Regions from separate parts of the Homo sapiens genome. Here region 2 is linked to region 1. A link is a contact called in ENCODE Hi-C or POLR2A ChIA-PET data. All regions are on one chromosome and are shown on one strand. Each heading gives the region's core, a stretch centred on a gene start or an enhancer-like site at or near the end of the contact. The rest is flanking DNA. Distances are from core to core; before and after follow the strand shown.

Evidence for each region. A loop is a pair of places that touch in the nucleus more often than their neighbours do. ChIA-PET counts read pairs that join two places held with the same protein, here RNA polymerase II (POLR2A). Pooled maps may share reads with other maps.
Region 2: a loop to region 1 is called in a pooled map, with 2.2 times the contacts of the local background. The contact joins the promoter of PCP4L1 here to the promoter of PPOX in region 1. A Hi-C loop is called at or near these places in 1 of 50 pooled maps. POLR2A ChIA-PET finds 5 or more read pairs at or near these places in 4 of 52 experiments (HEK293 and WTC11).

What each region holds. Positions count from the first base shown.
Region 1 is chr1:161,162,582-161,168,789 of GRCh38, forward strand. PPOX (protoporphyrinogen oxidase) reads left to right here and starts at 3,845. Exons shown (of 13, transcript NM_001122764.3): 1 at 3,845-4,091; 2 at 4,259-4,353; 3 at 4,519-4,653; 4 at 4,790-4,905; 5 at 5,414-5,546; 6 at 5,851-5,995. The coding sequence starts at 4,267. USP21 (ubiquitin specific peptidase 21) reads left to right here. Exons shown (of 14, transcript NM_001014443.3): 6 at 34-145; 7 at 338-493; 8 at 974-1,038; 9 at 1,297-1,400; 10 at 1,583-1,669; 11 at 1,953-2,031; 12 at 2,254-2,361; 13 at 2,448-2,562; 14 at 2,776-3,142. The coding sequence ends at 2,866. RefSeq lists an enhancer at 4,900-5,563.
Region 2 is chr1:161,257,346-161,260,891 of GRCh38, forward strand. It overlaps PCP4L1 (Purkinje cell protein 4 like 1), which reads left to right and starts at 1,400. Exons shown (of 3, transcript NM_001102566.2): 1 at 1,400-1,638. The coding sequence starts at 1,630. RefSeq lists an enhancer at 1,768-2,268.

The DNA of each region.
Region 1 (6,208 bases), core at 2,595-5,094:
CTTTGTTTGCCTTCCCCACTCCCATCCCAACAGCCTTTGCAGATGTGATTGGTGCCCTCTGGCACCCTGACTCCTGCGAAGCTGTGAATCCTACTCGATTCCGAGCTGTCTTCCAGAAATATGTTCCCTCCTTCTCTGGATACAGGTGGGAGAGCTGGAGGCTATGGGATTTCTCTCTGGCCATGTCTGGGGGTAGGGCCAAGCAAGGGCCCTGGCAGCATTGTTCTGAGCCTTGAGATGTTCTTCATCCAGGAAGTGGGGACCAATATCTGGGCAGGGAATAGTGTCTGTGGACTAGGAGAGGAGTCAGTTGCCCATACTCTTTGTCTGGCTGTAGCCAGCAGGATGCCCAAGAGTTCCTGAAGCTCCTCATGGAGCGGCTACACCTTGAAATCAACCGCCGAGGCCGCCGGGCTCCACCGATACTTGCCAATGGTCCAGTTCCCTCTCCACCCCGCCGAGGAGGGGCTCTGCTAGAAGAACCTGAGTTAAGGTAAGGGTCGTTCCCTCTACCTCCTTTCCCCGTAGTTTATCAGCATCATTCACACTTCATAGAACTAAACTAGTAAAGATTGAAGATGTAGGGTCCAGGGAAACCCTTTAGTATAGAAAATAGTATGAGAAGCAACATAGAAGTAGAAGGAAGGAAGGAAGAGGGGGAGTCTAAGGGAGCAGATGGAGGCAGAAGATCATGCTAGGGATGTCACCAAATTGAAGAAGGGGATAATTCATTTACAGGTAGAGGAAGACAGCATATTCTTCCCTTATGTACATTCCTTTCTTTTCCTCTCACCTCGGATTTCCCTAGAAAGTTCATTGAGGCATTATTCTTTTGACTTTTCCTTGAAATTTAGGGAAGGAGCAGGGGTGTGGATGGGGAGTAGGGCTCTGTAGGTTGTTTCAGTGGGTGTTGGGGGTGCCCAGTGTTCCTGCTGTCTCATGGGTGCTCCCCACTTCCTTTGATCTGTGGTAGTGATGATGACCGAGCCAACCTAATGTGGAAACGTTACCTGGAGCGAGAGGACAGCAAGATTGTGGGTATGGAATGGGGCAAAGCAATGAGGGAAAATTAGTGTGTGAGGGGGGTACAGGCTTGGGGGGAAAAATCGATACTATCAAGGGGTATGGGAACAAGACTGGATGATGCAAATGTGAAGCTGTGTGAAGAGTTGATTAGGAGTGTTGGTAGTGGGAAAGGAAGGGTCAAGCAAAGGGGCAGGAAGAGATGGAAATCCAAGAAATCATCTCATAACATCCAACAATGACCTTTTCTCCTGTCCCTGTGCTTCTGTCTAGACCTGTTTGTGGGCCAGTTGAAAAGTTGTCTCAAGTGCCAGGCCTGTGGGTATCGCTCCACGACCTTCGAGGTTTTTTGTGACCTGTCCCTGCCCATCCCCAAGGTGGGATTCCAGAGGATTCCGGGGTGGACAGGACAGGGGCTCTGTGACCCAAGCCTACCCACCCCCAGAGTGTGGGCGGGAACCCTGTGGGTTTCTGGAGCAGAACTGAAGCCTGGATTGATTGAGAAGAGTTGGAAAAGGAAATTCAGAACATGTTGACCTTTCTTCCCCTTTTCCCCCAGAAAGGATTTGCTGGGGGCAAGGTGTCTCTGCGGGATTGTTTCAACCTTTTCACTAAGGAAGAAGAGCTAGAGTCGGAGAATGCCCCAGTATGTGGAGGTTCACAAGGGATACAGTAAGGGTGGGAGACCTGGGGGGACTCCATGTGGATAAAAGGGATTGCATGATGTCTTCATATGGGGAATAATATTTATGTATCTGGGTTTGTGTTGGAGTCTCAGATCTGTTCTAGTACTCCTAGAGCAAAGGGGAGAAGCCAAGAGGATCCAGCTGTAATGAAGAGCATACTAAATTTGTATGTGGATCGGGGTGTCAGAAAAGCCAATTGAGGTTAGGAGCATATTAACCTAACACTGTTTGCCATTTATTCAGGTGTGTGACCGATGTCGGCAGAAAACTCGAAGTACCAAAAAGTTGACAGTACAAAGATTCCCTCGAATCCTCGTGCTCCATATCCTAATCTTCAGATTCTTACTTCTCTTAGGATACCTCCCATACATTCTCTTTCCTCCATGTTTCCAGAGAATTGAATTTTCCTTAGGAAAAGTCTGCCACCCACTTTTCCACAAGATGCTCCCAGTGTGTCGGGAGTGGGGAGAGGACAGCTTTCAGGATAGAAGAAGTTCCCCTCAGAGGCCCACTGCCTCCCAAATGCTCCTTAACCAGGGCTTAGATCTGAATCGATTTTCTGCCTCCCGAGGCTCCATCAAAAAAAGTTCAGTAGGTGTAGACTTTCCACTGCAGCGACTGAGCCTAGGGGACTTTGCCAGTGACAAAGCCGGTGAGTCTGGTGGGGAAAGTCCTAAGGAGCCAAAGGAGTGGGGGCACAGCTCTGATTATAGAACTTGATCATCTCCAACCCCGCAGGAAGTCCTGTATACCAGCTGTATGCCCTTTGCAACCACTCAGGCAGCGTCCACTATGGCCACTACACAGCCCTGTGCCGGTGCCAGACTGGTTGGCATGTCTACAATGACTCTCGGTGAGAATAGCCTCCTATTTACATCCTGCCCCATTCCCACTCAGCCCTGACACCCTCCCCTTCTATGAAGCTCCAGGAGAGCAGAGTGCCAGGTGAAAGGAGAGGTGGAGGTCTTGCCTGATCATTTCCTGGATGCTCTGAGGTTCGGTCTTGTAGGGAGAAGGGAGTAAACAGGAATGACCACAACCCTTTCCCGATCTCCTTTTTTCCTAGTGTCTCCCCTGTCAGTGAAAACCAGGTGGCATCCAGCGAGGGCTACGTGCTGTTCTACCAACTGATGCAGGAGCCACCCCGGTGCCTGTGACACCTCTAAGCTCTGGCACCTGTGAAGCCCTTTAAACACCCTTAAGCCCCAGGCTCCCCGTTTACCTCAGAGACGTCTATTTTTGTGTCTTTTTAATCGGGGAGGGGGGAGGGGGTGGTTGTAGCTCCATTATTTTTTTTATTAAAAAATACCCTTCCACCTGGAGGCTCCCTTGTCTCCCAGCCCCATGTACAAAGCTCACCAAGCCCCTGCCCATGTACAGCCCCCAGACCCTCTGCAATATCACTTTTTGTGAATAAATTTATTAAGAAAAAATGATGTGCTTATTTGTATTTTTGCTTAGGGGGTGATAGAGAACTGAGCCAAATTGGAGTCTTCTTGGGACCCAAGTTCCCTCTCTAACAGGTGGGGGCGCTCTCAGAGCCGAGGGGGAAGGTTTCGGGGATGGTGCTGGACCCGGACCTGTGTCCCCCAGCAGTGAAGGTTATGTACTGGGAGGAAAAGAGGAAAGGCATACTTGAGTGAGGCTGCGTGCAGGCTCTGGGGCGACTGGTTTGGTCGGCGATGGGGGAGTGCCACTGTTGACAAACACTGGGTACGTTGCCGGGCGGCCCTAGCTCCCGTAGGCCCGGTCTGTTGCTAACATCAAGGAGCTGTTTATGGAGCCGCCTCCCCGTGGACTGGCCTTAAGTGTCCCTATCTATTCTCCCTACGACCAAAGCTCCTGCGGCCTTCCCTCTAGGGTTGTCACCCTAGCTGGACCTGGTAAGCTTGTGCTGGGGAACGCTAACTCCAGCATTAAGCGCTCGCCGCCTCGGTCCTGAGGAGGGCAGTGACGGGTACGGCCGCTCACTCCCAGCTCGGCGCTAACACGGTTAACCTCCAGCTCTTACAGCTGCCGTCGCTCCGCCTCTGCCAGTTCAATGTTTTATTGGTGAACGTGATCCGGGGCCTTCCAAGTCCCGCCAATCCAGATGTAGGAGAGGTAGGGTTAGGCGCGTGCCGCGAGAACAGAGTGGACGGAGCGTAGGAGAGACCGAAAAGGCTGGGGGTGGGAGTAGCGGATTTGAAGCACTTGTTGGCCTACAGAGGTGTGGCAAGCAGAGCACCTCAGAACTCAGGCGTACTGCCCGCCGCCCGAGCCCTGCGAGGGCCGATAGCGAGGGTGTGGCCCTTATCTGCACCCAGCAGAGCGCCGGCGGGGTACGGTCTTAGGACCTCGATCTCCTTCTCCCTCATTTTCTCTCATCCCTACCTATTGTGGGTGAGTCCTGGCCCCTGGACGGGGACCTCGCTGTTCCACCAGCCCATCCGTGCACACTTAGTTTCCCCTAAAGCAGTGAGTGGCCGGGATAGAACTCAAAACCGGCGGGGCTTCTGGAGCGCAGGTTGTCCCCGGTCTGCCTGTCCATATCGCCCCCTTTCCCCCAGGTTTCCGCATGGGCCGGACCGTGGTCGTGCTGGGCGGAGGCATCAGCGGCTTGGCCGCCAGTTACCACCTGAGCCGGGCCCCCTGCCCCCCTAAGGTGAGTGCTCCACTTGTGCCAGAGGGAGCTTCATTTAATGCTCTTCCCATTTCCATCAAAAGCTAGATGGATCCTGGCCCTCTGAATATGCCTCTTCCCCTCCCCTCCTGACCTCTCGCCGGCGGCTACAGGCGGTGCTGCAGTGTCTCTCCCTCTTGTCGCCAGGTGGTCCTAGTGGAGAGCAGTGAGCGTCTGGGAGGCTGGATTCGCTCCGTTCGAGGCCCTAATGGTGCTATCTTTGAGCTTGGACCTCGGGGAATTAGGCCAGCGGGAGCCCTAGGGGCCCGGACCTTGCTCCTGGTGAGAGGCTTGTGGGATGTCTAGGAGAGGTTGTGGAGGGGGCTTCCATTGGGGAATAGAGTTTAGGGGAGGAAGTATGTTTGGTGGGTCAGATCTTCCCTTAGTTTCTCCTCTTCTGAGGGCATGTGGAGAGCAGGTTTCTGAGCTTGGCTTGGATTCAGAAGTGCTGCCTGTCCGGGGAGACCACCCAGCTGCCCAGAACAGGTTCCTCTACGTGGGCGGTGCCCTGCATGCCCTACCCACTGGCCTCAGGTAACACCAGCACCTCCGCTCCTTTTACTGTGCCCTCATCCTCATATGCCTTCCATTTCTTTCTTCTTTTCTTTTTTTTTTTTTTTTTTTTTTTTTTTGAGACGGAGTATCGCTCTCGCCCAGGATGGAGTGCAATGGCGCGATCTTGGCTCACTGCAACTTCCGCCTTTCGGGTTCAAGCGATTCTCCTGCCTCAGCCTCCCGAGTAGCTGGGACTACAGGTGCCTACCACCACGTCTGGCTAGTTTTTGTATTTTTAGTAGAGATGGGGTTTCACCATATTGGCCAGGCTGGTCTTGAACTCCTGACCTTGTGATCCGCCCGCCTCGGCCTGCCAAAGTGCTGGGATTACAGGCGTGAGCCACCACGCCCGACCTGCCTTCCATTTCTTCATCTCCCTGTCAGCCTTCCCAGCAAAAGGAAGCCAAATGAGTGGAAATGACCCCAGCGCCTGGAGCTGGGGAGGTATGTCAGGAGCTTCCCCCTCACTATGCCTTTCTCCATGCAGGGGGCTACTCCGCCCTTCACCCCCCTTCTCCAAACCTCTGTTTTGGGCTGGGCTGAGGGAGCTGACCAAGCCCCGGGGCAAAGAGCCTGATGAGACTGTGCACAGTTTTGCCCAGCGCCGCCTTGGACCTGAGGTGACACTTGCCCAGAGGCCCCAAACCTCTTCCCTCCTAAACCAGCTGCAGAGCTCCCTGTTCAAATCTACCACCTAGGGGCTCTTCTGTATCATTTGGGGATGCCCTCTTCTCTTCATACCCCACCCCCTCATAATTCCCAAAACTCATTATTGGGAGTGAAGGCCTTCATTTCCATCCGTCACAGTGGGAATGTCCCCCAACCCAAACCCTATCCCACCCTCATTCCCTACCAAATAGGGGCTGTGGAAATCAGTCAGTGTAGATTATTTTTTCGCTCCTTAGTCCTAGTCTCACCCTTAAGGTGGCGTCTCTAGCCATGGACAGTCTCTGCCGTGGAGTGTTTGCAGGCAACAGCCGTGAGCTCAGCATCAGGTCCTGCTTTCCCAGTCTCTTCCAAGCTGAGCAAACCCATCGTTCCATATTACTGGGCCTGCTGCTGGGGGCAGGTGAGGGGGGATTGATTCAGAGGGTGAAAATATTAAGTACTGCCAAAGTGAGGGAGTGGGGACAAGGGGTGCTATTCAATGATTCTTTTTTTCTTTTTTGAGACGGAGTCTTGCTCTGCTGCCTAGGCTGGAGTGCAGTGGTGCAATCTCAGATCGGCTCGCTGCAACCTCCGCCTCCCAGATTCAAGCAATTCTCCTGCCTCAGCCTCTTAA
Region 2 (3,546 bases), core at 150-2,649, 92 kb after region 1:
AGCTGGGGTGTCCTGTTTAGAGGGGAGATTGAGAGGTGAAGCCAGCTGGACTTCTGGGTCAGGTGGGGACTTGGAGAACTTTTCTGTCTTACAAGAGGATTGTAAAATGTGCCAATTAGCACTCTGTAGCTAGGATTGTAAAACGCACCAATCAGCACTCTGTAGCTAGCTAGAGGTTTGTAAAATGAACCAATCAGCACTCTGTAAAATGGACCAAACAGCAGGACATGGGCGGTGACCCCAGGAAATAAAAGCTGGCCACCCCAGCCAGCAGCAGCAACGTGCTCGGGTCCCCTTCCATGCTGTGGAAGCTTTGTTCTTTCGCTCTTCACAATACATCTTGCTGCTGCTCACTCGCTCACTGACTCACTCTTTGTGTCCGTGCCACCTTTAAGAGCTGTAACACTCACTGCAAAAATTCCCAGCTTCATTCTGGAAGTCAGCGAGACCAAGAACCCACCAGAAGGAACCAACTCCAGACACAGTAGGATTTGATGAATCCTAAAATGTCTTCCAACTCCTGAGATCTATGATCTTCCACATCAAACAGGCACTTCACAATTTCCCTGTTCTTTGCCAAAGAAAGCTGTCCATTTGCTCCAGTCTCTCTCTCATTCTGTCTCTCTCTCTCTTCCCCCAGCCTTCCTCCCTCTCTTGTGCTATTCTCTGGTCCAGGGTTCTGTTCTTTTTTTTTTTTTTTTTTTTGAGACGGAGTCTTTCTCTGTCACCCAGGCTGGAGTGCAGTGGCGCGATCTCGGCTCACTGCAAGCTCCACCTCCCGGGTTCACGCCATTCTCCTGCCTCAATCTCCCGAGTAGCTGGGATTACAGTCGCCTGCCACCACGCTTGGCTAATTTTTTGTATTTTTAGTAGAGACTGGGTTTCACCGTGTTAGCCAGGATGGTCTCGATCTCCTGACCTTGTGATCTGCCCGCCTCGGCCTCCCAAAGTGCTGGAATTACAGGCTTGAGCCACCGCGCCCGACCTCCAGGGTGCTATTCTACTAGGAAATCTTAATCTGCAACATCTCTTGGCTTTACCCCTTTCATTCACTGTTTCCTGTTTTCCGTGTACCCTCTTGATTTCTTTCCAGGCCTTCTCTTTCTCAGACTCACACACTCCTTCCATTCCACTCCCCACCTTGCCTTCTTCGTGTACATCTCCTTTCTCCCTCTCTTTCTTTGCTCCCCCTACTTCATTTTCCGTCCCCGCATCCCCCGATGGTCTCCCCCTCCTTCCCGCTCTCTGTCTTACCCTAGTTTGGAAATGCAGCAGACCTCTAAACCTGCCAGCATTGGATGCAAGAGGCTGTCATTCTACGGTAGGAGGAGCTTCTATTGGTCGGGCTGGAGGCGGGTACCGAGCTGAGTATAAAAGGTGGGGCCGGAGGCGGCGAGCTGAGCGGCTCTGACAGGACGGGTCGCAGGGGGTCGCCTGGCCGGAGCTGGGCTCCGAGAATCCCGGGTGCCAGCACCAGAGCAGCGGCTCTCCGCACTAACTCTCCTCTCCTGGTCAGCTGTAACCCCTGCCGCAGAGCCCGGCAACTTTCAGCTGTCGCCCGCGGAGCCCCGAGGGCCACTCGCCTCACCTGTGCGTGCAGCGCCTCGCGCGCCCTGTCCGGCTGCGGAGATGAGCGAGGTGAGCGGTGCGGCCCCCGGCGCTGTCGGCAGGGCTGCGGCGGGGAGGGTGCTGCGGCTCGGGATCCCAGGGAGGCGAGGGAGAGCGAGGCAGACCGGAGCCGCGAAGAACCCTCCAGGGGCGCCCCACTGCCCTCCTAGGAAAGCTCCCACCTCGGGGCGCTGGGAAACGATTGGAAGACGGGGTGCTTTCAGTCTCCCTACTGTGGACGGCGCTTTTGGGGGTAATTGGAATCGGCTGTAGAGTCCGGAAGCGGGGATGCTGAGCTCTCAGGTGGTAGGTCATCCCCTCTGGATACTGCCCCCTGCATCTGTCTTACTGCCCGAGATTATTCTGGCTCCCCTTACCCCCCTCACTTCGCTTCTGTCCTCTCTCTCCTAGGGATGTAAGGCACTCACATTCCTTCTGTAGCATCTAACAAGAACTCCATCCCTGGCCCCCGGGGAGGGCCACTGTGCCCCTTTTAGAAAGGTGGCATCCTGCCCTCCACTCATTCAGTCAGGAACGTTGGAGGGACGTGTTCCGGTATTTAGAAGCCCCTGCCAGTTGCTGGGGAGATTTCCCCTTCAAGAATAGACCTCCCTCTGCAGTGCTTGTTACAAACTAGGTCTTCCGGCAGGCTCTGTGGTGTTCACCGTGGCCAGACCCAGGCCATTAACTGATTTACTGTTTTCAAAGAACACTGTTCATGGGGTGGGGGAGTGGGGGGTCAAAGCAGAGACTTTGGAAAGACGTCTCCTATTGTCTATTTGTAGGCACAGTCTCATCTCCAGAAACAAGGATCAGCCTTTCCAAGTGAAGTCAGTCTGGTTAGTGGCATCACAAGCTTGCCCTCTGCAACCTCTTTCCTAGTACCCACATCGTTGTGTTAAATCCAACTCCTCTGCTATATGTCAGATATGTATGTAGGCCAGCTACTTACCTGTGATGTAGCCTTAGGCAAAGTACAAAACCTTTGTTTCATTTTTTGTCTGTAAAATGGGGATAATACTGGTTGTTGTAATAATTAAATGAGATAATATATGCCAAATACTTGAAACAGGACCTGGCACTCAATCTATATTAGCTATTATCTTTCTGTTTCTTTTTTCTTCCTCTCCCATTAGAGTATTACAGAAATTTAACAGAAGAATTCCCAAAGACATTAGATTACTGAAGGAATAGGACCCTGGAGCCTGGGTTCCAGTTTAGATACTAAAAATGAAGATCTCTATGACTCCTACCAAAAGTTGTCACCCAGGGAGCTAATTAGTGCCAACTGCTGTGTTGTCTTGGTTGCCGTGTTCACTAATTTTATCCTGGAAAATTCGGCTAGTCTGGGGGCTGCAGATGAACCAAAGTGGTTTCCAGTCCCTCAGCTGGTTGTGACTCTGATGATGGCAATCTTTCAGAAAGAAAAGAAAAAAACGCATCAACCTCCTCTTTCACCTCTAATGTGGGAAGAGAGGTTTTCTTTGCCCCTTTTCACTGAGGTCTAGGGTTCATACTACTCCTCCCACCCCGAGCATTTCTAAATCTGAAAGTTGTAATCCAAGCCATCCCCTGGGAGTTTGTGATCTGAAGGCTATGCCAACGTGAGGATTTGCAGTTAGCCTGTGTTTTCTGGGGTAAGTGCACAGCCCCTTTGTAGGACACACTACAGGGGCTGGCATTTAGAGTGGTATTTGGTGGAATGAGAAGCCTGTTTTGTAGCAAAGGAAACAATTCGGTGTTTGAGGAGAAAGCCAAGTCCGCTCCCTCCTGACTCAGCAGCTGAATTTGGTTAGCCTTCATCAGGGGCTCAGTAGAATGATGAGAGAAGGATCCACGGATGGAGACTATCAGTGTACCCAAGTCTGCCCAGCCTCCTAGGCTATCAGAGCAAACTGGTTTTAACTAGCAATTTAGTCATAGAAGCTGTCTCCTAAT